Regions from separate parts of the Mus musculus genome. Here region 2 is linked to region 1. The links are chromatin contacts, found by POLR2A ChIA-PET in ENCODE. All regions are on one chromosome and are shown on one strand. The core of a region is the stretch at or near the end of the contact, and the rest is flanking DNA. Distances in the headings are between cores, read along the strand shown.

The links. ChIA-PET counts read pairs that join two places held with the same protein, here RNA polymerase II (POLR2A).
Region 2: POLR2A ChIA-PET joins it to region 1 with 12 read pairs in embryonic stem cell. The contact joins the promoter of Klf2 here to the promoter of Tpm4 in region 1. POLR2A ChIA-PET finds 5 or more read pairs at or near these places in 3 of 5 experiments (Patski and embryonic stem cell).

Annotation. Positions count from the first base shown.
Region 1 is chr8:72,132,910-72,136,567 of GRCm38, forward strand. It overlaps Tpm4 (tropomyosin 4), which reads left to right and starts at 2,379. Exons shown (of 8, transcript NM_001001491.2): 1 at 2,379-2,544. The coding sequence starts at 2,413.
Region 2 is chr8:72,317,362-72,320,780 of GRCm38, forward strand. It overlaps Klf2 (Kruppel-like factor 2 (lung)), which reads left to right and starts at 1,701. Exons shown (of 3, transcript NM_008452.2): 1 at 1,701-1,788; 2 at 2,065-2,881; 3 at 3,383-3,419. The coding sequence starts at 1,717.

The sequences.
Region 1 (3,658 bases), core at 1,129-3,628:
AAGGCCAGAAAAGTGACGGGGGGGGGGGTTACATATCTGGGGCTGGGAGCAAGACTCCAGGCTCTCTGTCTAGAGGTCAAGGCCCTCCCTTTAGCCTGAAGTGCTAGGAATGATATGATGGGCCCAGTCACATCCATCATAGTGGCAGACTGGGACCAGGTCCAGAGTGGCCTTGGAGATGTCAGATAAGCCAGCTGGAACAGCTGTCTGCTGGCTCATCTAAGCCTGGTTCTACCATCTAGAGGGTGGGCTCTAACTCCTATCCACTAAAGAGTGTCTGCCTTGTGCCTGCTTCCCATCAGCCCAGAGCCTCAGGACTTCCCAGGTGGCACCTCTGACAAGCTCTCCCTGTGGGAGGAAAGAAAACAACTTTAATCCAGGGTCAAGAGGCAAAGGCAGCAGATGTCTGTGAATTTAGAGCCATCCTGATCTATACAGTGAGAAGCAGTGTCAAGAAAAAGAGGGGGAGCAGAAGTGGACACTTGCATGTTCTCACACACACACACACACACGCACACGCACACACACCCGCCCCACACACACACTCACAAGTGTGCAGACACACATATATAGCTGGTTATCATCGTAATACTTACTGTCCACAGAGATCTGAGTATTGGTGTGAGCATGGAGTCCCTATCAAATTTATTTTAAGAACTGGGGGGTTGGGGGAAGTGGTGAGTGGACGGGTGTTAATCTACAGAAAGGCAACCACCCTCAGTGTTTCCTGCTGAGGAAGGACAGGAAGCTTGGCCTGGAGTACTGGGGGGTGGAGGGGAGTCCTGCTCTAGACCACATACAGCATCAGGGATAGAAGGAGATACAGAGATCCTGTGGAGTTGACACAAGAGTGACCCTAGCAGCTAGGAGGTGTCACATGGCTGAGTGGTTCTCAGAGAGGTTGATGGGATGCCTAAAACAGGAATTGTGGGGGACAGACTCTCAGAACAAACAGCACTAGATTCTGGGGAAGGTTAAAGGACACATTAATTAAAACAGATGCATGCCAGGCGGTGGTGGCACACGCCTTTAATCCCAGCACTTGGGAGGCAGAGGCAGGCGGATTTCCGAGTTCGAGGCCAGCCTGGTCTACAGAGTTCCAGGACAGCCAGGGCTACACAGAGAAACCCTGTCTCAAAAACAAAAACAAAAACAAACAAACAAAAAAACAGATGCCTAACAAATGTGCAAAAGTTAGAGGAGTGAAAATTTGATCTTAGAGGGGAATTGGTCCCTGAGAGTGGGTCTCTTCCAGGACAGACCTGAAAGCCAGGTGTGGGAGCCAGATTGGAGTGGGAGCAGGATGTGGGGCTCTTGAGGGTAAGTTTCTCAGCAGGGGAAAGGGCTTGCACACTGGTCAGAAAGTTTCTGCCTACAAAACTGGGAGTTTCTATAGGCTCCACTTTGCTTAAACAGAGATCACCTGAGAGCTGCATTCAGAAAGTGAGAATGCAAAATCCAATTTGTAGTGTTTCAAACTAAAGCTATGACTTCCTCAAGAGAGTGGGGACTCTTATGAGTCCAAGAATGGCCAGTCCTTAGGTCAAGAGTAAAATCCCTCTGTATTCAGTAATGCACACTTACCGCTCTGTGTATGTGGAGGGAGTATTTTATATTTTATGTGAGGGTGTTTTGCATGCATGCATGCCTATGCTAAGGGGTCATGGAAGCAGAGAATGTTGGCTCCCCTGGAACAGGAGCTGGGAATCAACCTGAGTCCTCTGTACAAGACCTTGTCTATATACACTTTTTACTTTCACAAACTTGTGTCCTCTGAATGAGACCTTCTTTATATAAACCTTTTACTTTCTACATTAATGTGGGCGCATGTGTGAGATTAATGGACTCTGGGCATTAGGCTTGGTGGCAAGCACCTCTACCCATGGAGCCATCTCATCAGCTCATAAAGACTTTGTTCATTTGCAGGGCCTTAAACTCCCAGTCCTTCTGCCTCAGCCTCCCAAACTCCGGGCAATGGACCATTAGGCTGACTCATTATCTTCTGTGTCCCCAGGTGAAAGAGCAGCTGACGTAGTTCCAGAAGAAACTGAAATGCGTGGAGGACGAACTGGACAGGCACTCCGAGGACCTGACAGACTTAAAGAAGACTCTAAAGCAGACGGAGAATAAAGGCTCCCAGGTAAGTGCGCGGCCGCTGGGCCAGGCGGGGCGGGCAGTGAGGGAGGACGAGGAGCCCACAGGGCAAAGGCGGCTAGCTGCACCGACGTCAGCCACCCCCTCCCACCCACCCCCCGCCCGGTGCTGACGTCGCGGCCGGCCCGGGTGACCTCATGGGCCTGACAGCAGGGCCGGGGGGCGGGGAGAGGCGGGGGCGGCCCCGGCGTGGCCAAGGCTGGCGGGCCCGGGCGCGGCCGCCCAGCTGTCGCCGGAGCCCAGCAGAACGATTGAGCTATGGCCGGCCTCAACTCACTGGAGGCAGTGAAGCGCAAGATCCAGGCCCTGCAGCAGCAGGCAGACGACGCAGAGGATCGCGCGCAAGGCCTGCAGCGCGAACTGGATGGCGAGCGCGAGCGGCGCGAGAAAGTGAGAGACCAGGACCCGCGCCGTCCGCGACCCCCGCCCGATCCCACTTTTCGTCCCGCGCGCTTCCGGGCCCGCAGTGCTCCCTGGCGCCCTCTTTTCTTCCCAGCTCCGCATGCTTCTAGCTCCCCCTTCCTCCGTCTCCCCTCCGCCTTGATCATCCATACCCTTGGATCCTGGAGCCCCGTACGCTGGCGGGGCAGGAACTGGGAGGTTGCGGGGGGGACAGTCCTGCGCGGGGCACTCCGGAGTAGTGGGGCAAATACCGCGCTCCCATTGTCTGCGGCTGACCAAGGTGGGGGCGGGGGCGGTGCGCGCTTTTGCTTCTTCGCGCCCGAACTTTCCCGGCACGTCCTTAGGGTGCGGCCGCGACACGTCCGCTGAGGGCGGGGTGGGGACAGGAGAATTTGGACGCTGGCCTGCAGGACACCCACCACCACCACCATCACCCTGTGTCCCCCTAGCCCCAGGTAATATCCACTAGGGGGCCTGCCCGACGCCGGAGCGCCCACTGTATGCGCCTTCCCTGAGAGTTCAGGGACCGGGGTGCATGAATAGTTCGGAAAGAGGAAAGGCCTCCGCGCCTCCTCTTCATCCCTGGGTCAAGCCCGGGGCCAGAGATGGGTCTGGGTTCTAAGCCCAGCTCTGGCACCCACAAAGCGTTCGATTCGTGTCTCCCAAAAGTCTGCTACAGGTGGGTAGAAAGAAAAGACTAGGGAGAGGCATTCCAGACGTTTCCGGGGCAAGGAGAGCCCCTTGCCTGAGTAGTAGGGCGGTGTTTGCTAGCGAAGGAGACTCACAGACAAGGGAAGAAGTGTTGTGTGATTGCCCAGGTCTCCTGAAGCCGTAGTGTGGGAACTCAGGGCGGGGACCCTAGAAACTGAAAGGCTAGGTGGAGTTGGCAGTGCAGGTACCGCCTGGACTCCTCCCAAGACTGCCTGGGCGACAGCCTGGCCTGGGTAGAAGCCTTGAATCCCTCAAGGACCGCTCGGGCTGGAGAAAGCCTCAGAACCGGGCGGAAGCTCTGCACAGTAGCTGTTACGGCTTCTCATACGCCCGTCCCACCCTAGACATCTCCAAAATGGCCTCGAGACTCCAGCCAAGCCAGGAATTTGGC
Region 2 (3,419 bases), core at 451-2,950, 180 kb after region 1:
AAACACACATGGTATTCCCCGCTCTGTGGTGACAGGCTGAGGTGGGTCCCCGGTCCTAGAGGACTTGTTAGATCTTCCTTAACCAAGCCAGTGTTTCAGCCTCACATTCTGCCTCCATGAGTGTGTGATCTCTCTACTTTGATGTTTTGTGGAAAGGACCTGTGGACAGTTGGGGCTGATGTTACAGACCAGTGTCTGTAGTTCGCCAATGTTTCTGCTCCAAAGTCACAGAAGTGGACAAGGGGCTGGGTGTGGAATCTGCCACCCCCTATTCCTGCTGGAATCACTGCACCCAACTACACAAGCTTGACTGCACCCCTCAGCCTCCTGGTTTCAGGTCACAGCTTCAATGCCCTCCCTCTCTCTATTACCCTCTTGCTTTCTCCAGAGCTTACCTCAATGTTTGCCTCCGGGGTTAAGGTCAAAATTGCACCAATGTCCTTCCCCAGGCTCACCACATACTTCCTCCTCTTCCACTGTTCCTTTTTTTTTTCTGTTTAGGCCCCTTGGGTATTATGCATATTTATTTGATGTGCCCATCCCCCACTGAGTATCCCTTGCAAGTCTTGACAGTCAGACAACAGCTCTTCCCTGCACTAGAAGGATTTATGTGAGGTGTATGTTTGTGGGAGGTGAAAGGTCCCAGAGACTCAGTACTGTATTTATGTATCTAGTGTAAATTGTAATTATTACATGCTATTGTGTATTTGCACGTGCGCCAGTGCACTGTGAGGTCTAAGGACAACTTATGGGAACGGATTCTCTCCCCCTTTTGGGAACTGAGCTCCTTGGATGAGGCTTGTAAGCAGACACTAAGCCATCATGCCTGCCTCTAGTGTTTGCTTCTTTTTTAAGACACGGTCTCTTGTAGCCAAAGGGGCCTTGAACCTAATGCTTTCAACCTCCTAAATGTTCTGAAGACAAGCATATACCACCATGCCATGGTGTCTGCCTCTGTGTGTGTGTGTGTGTCTCCTTCCCTCCCTCCCTCCCTCCCTCCCTCCCTCCCTCCCTCCCTCCCTCCCTCCCTCCCTCCCTCCCTCCCTCCCTCCCTCCCATCTCTCTCTCTCTCTCTCTCTCTCTCTCTCTCCCTCTCTCTCTCTTTCTCTCTCTGTGTCTATCTCTCTCCCTCTGTGTGTGTGTGTGTGTGTGTGTGTGTGTGTGTGTGTATTAAGGGGGCTACGATGCTCCAGGCTGGCCTCAACTCCCTTCTAGGCAGGCCCCAAACTTCATCCTTCTTGTCTTAGCTTCCAAGGTAGCTTAAACAAAGATTTCACAGAGCGTTCCCTGGGTGAGCACTGTGACCCCAGACTCCCCATGCATCGGTCCAGGTTTCCAGGGGCTTGAGGCTGGGGAGATACCGGGAAAGCCTCGTCACCCGTGTTCCCCGCGGAGTCCCAGGTGCCACCCCCTCCCCCGCCCCCCGCGCGCGCTAACTATGCTGTTGTGCCTGGTTTGTTGACGCCGTCGCCATAGGGACGGTCGGGGGCGGGGCCCGGCCGCGGGGGCGGGGCTTGAGGAGCGCAGTCCGGGCTCCCGCAGTAGCCGCCACAGCCACCACCGCCAGGCTTATATACCGCGGCTAAATTTAGGCTGAGCCCGGAGCTCGTCCCCATCCGGGACGCGTTTCCGTCGACGCCTCCTAGCCCGGCCCTCTGTGCCTGCCGCGCCTATAAGGCCTGGGTGGGCCGGGCCACAGCACACACAGTCCCTGCCATGGCGCTCAGCGAGCCTATCTTGCCGTCCTTTGCCACTTTCGCCAGCCCGTGCGAGCGCGGCCTCCAGGAGGTGAGGGCAGCGAGGGTCCGCGGGCGGCGGGGTAGCAAGGTACCAGGCTACAGGGTGCAGGAGCCAGTACTGGAGATGACAAGGTCCAGGGTGCTGACCGCCTCAGGGAGTTAGACTTCAGGCTGTGGGACAGGAGGTGGGTGCAGGGACTGAGGACACGCGCGCTGAAGGGATGCCGTGCACCGGGTGCAGATCTTGAGGGCCTAGTTGTTAGACTTTGGGGTGCAGGGTAGCAGGAGGCACCCCCACTCACGTCCCGCGCCCTGTCTCCTGCAGCGCTGGCCGCGAAATGAACCCGAGGCGGGCGGCACGGATGAGGACCTAAACAACGTGTTGGACTTCATCCTCTCCATGGGATTGGACGGTCTGGGCGCCGAAAATCCTCCCGAGCCCCCGCCGCAGCCCCCGCCGCCTGCCTTCTACTACCCGGAGCCGGGTGCTCCGCCGCCCTACAGCATCCCCGCGGCCAGCCTGGGAACAGAGCTGCTGCGCCCCGACCTGGACCCGCCTCAGGGGCCGGCTCTGCACGGCCGCTTCCTCCTCGCGCCTCCCGGGCGGCTAGTGAAGGCCGAGCCCCCCGAGGTGGACGGCGGCGGCTACGGCTGCGCTCCGGGCCTGGCCCACGGACCGCGCGGGCTGAAGCTCGAGGGCGCCCCAGGAGCGACAGGTGCATGCATGCGGGGTCCCGCCGGCCGCCCCCCGCCGCCCCCGGACACGCCGCCGCTCAGCCCCGACGGCCCCCTGCGCATCCCGGCGTCCGGTCCCCGCAACCCGTTCCCGCCGCCCTTCGGTCCCGGCCCCAGCTTCGGCGGTCCCGGCCCCGCGTTGCACTACGGGCCTCCCGCGCCTGGCGCCTTCGGTCTTTTCGAGGACGCGGCGGCAGCGGCGGCGGCGCTGGGCTTGGCTCCACCTGCCACGCGCGGTCTCCTCACGCCGCCCTCGTCCCCGCTGGAGCTGCTGGAGGCCAAGCCCAAACGCGGCCGCCGCTCCTGGCCCCGCAAGCGCGCCGCCACACATACTTGCAGCTACACCAACTGCGGCAAGACCTACACCAAGAGCTCGCACCTAAAGGCGCATCTGCGTACACACACAGGTGGGCGCCTGGCCTCATTCCCGGGATCTGCGGCAGGGGGATGGCCGCGAGTTCAGGAACAGGCTAGGTTACAGAGGAAGACCCTGTCCATCCTCCAGAAGGGAAATGGATACTGTCCCCAGAGTCTATGACACTGCCAAGGGGGTGTGGCAGTTTAATGGGTTGGCTCCGAGGGACTCAGGTCTCAAGAATTCGGGACATAATTAAGAAGCTGTGGAGGGCTGGGCTGGGGCTTAGCACTGCATATAAAGTTTGGCATGGTGGCCTGAGCCTGTCATCTCAGTACTGAGCAGAAGAATCAGGAATTCAGACCTAATCTCAGAATGTTAGGGGAGGAATGCACCTGAGCCTGCTAGTGGTCAGCTTCAGGAGCCCAAGGTTCTCTGTTTAGATTAGATGTGGGATGGAGATGAGAGGGAGAGGGCAGTGCTATCCGGTGCAGGGTGCCCAGAGCAGGCTTTCGGGGAAATTGAGGCTCAATGTCATTCCTCTCTGATGCAGGTGAGAAGCCTTATCATTGCAACTGGGAAGGATGCGG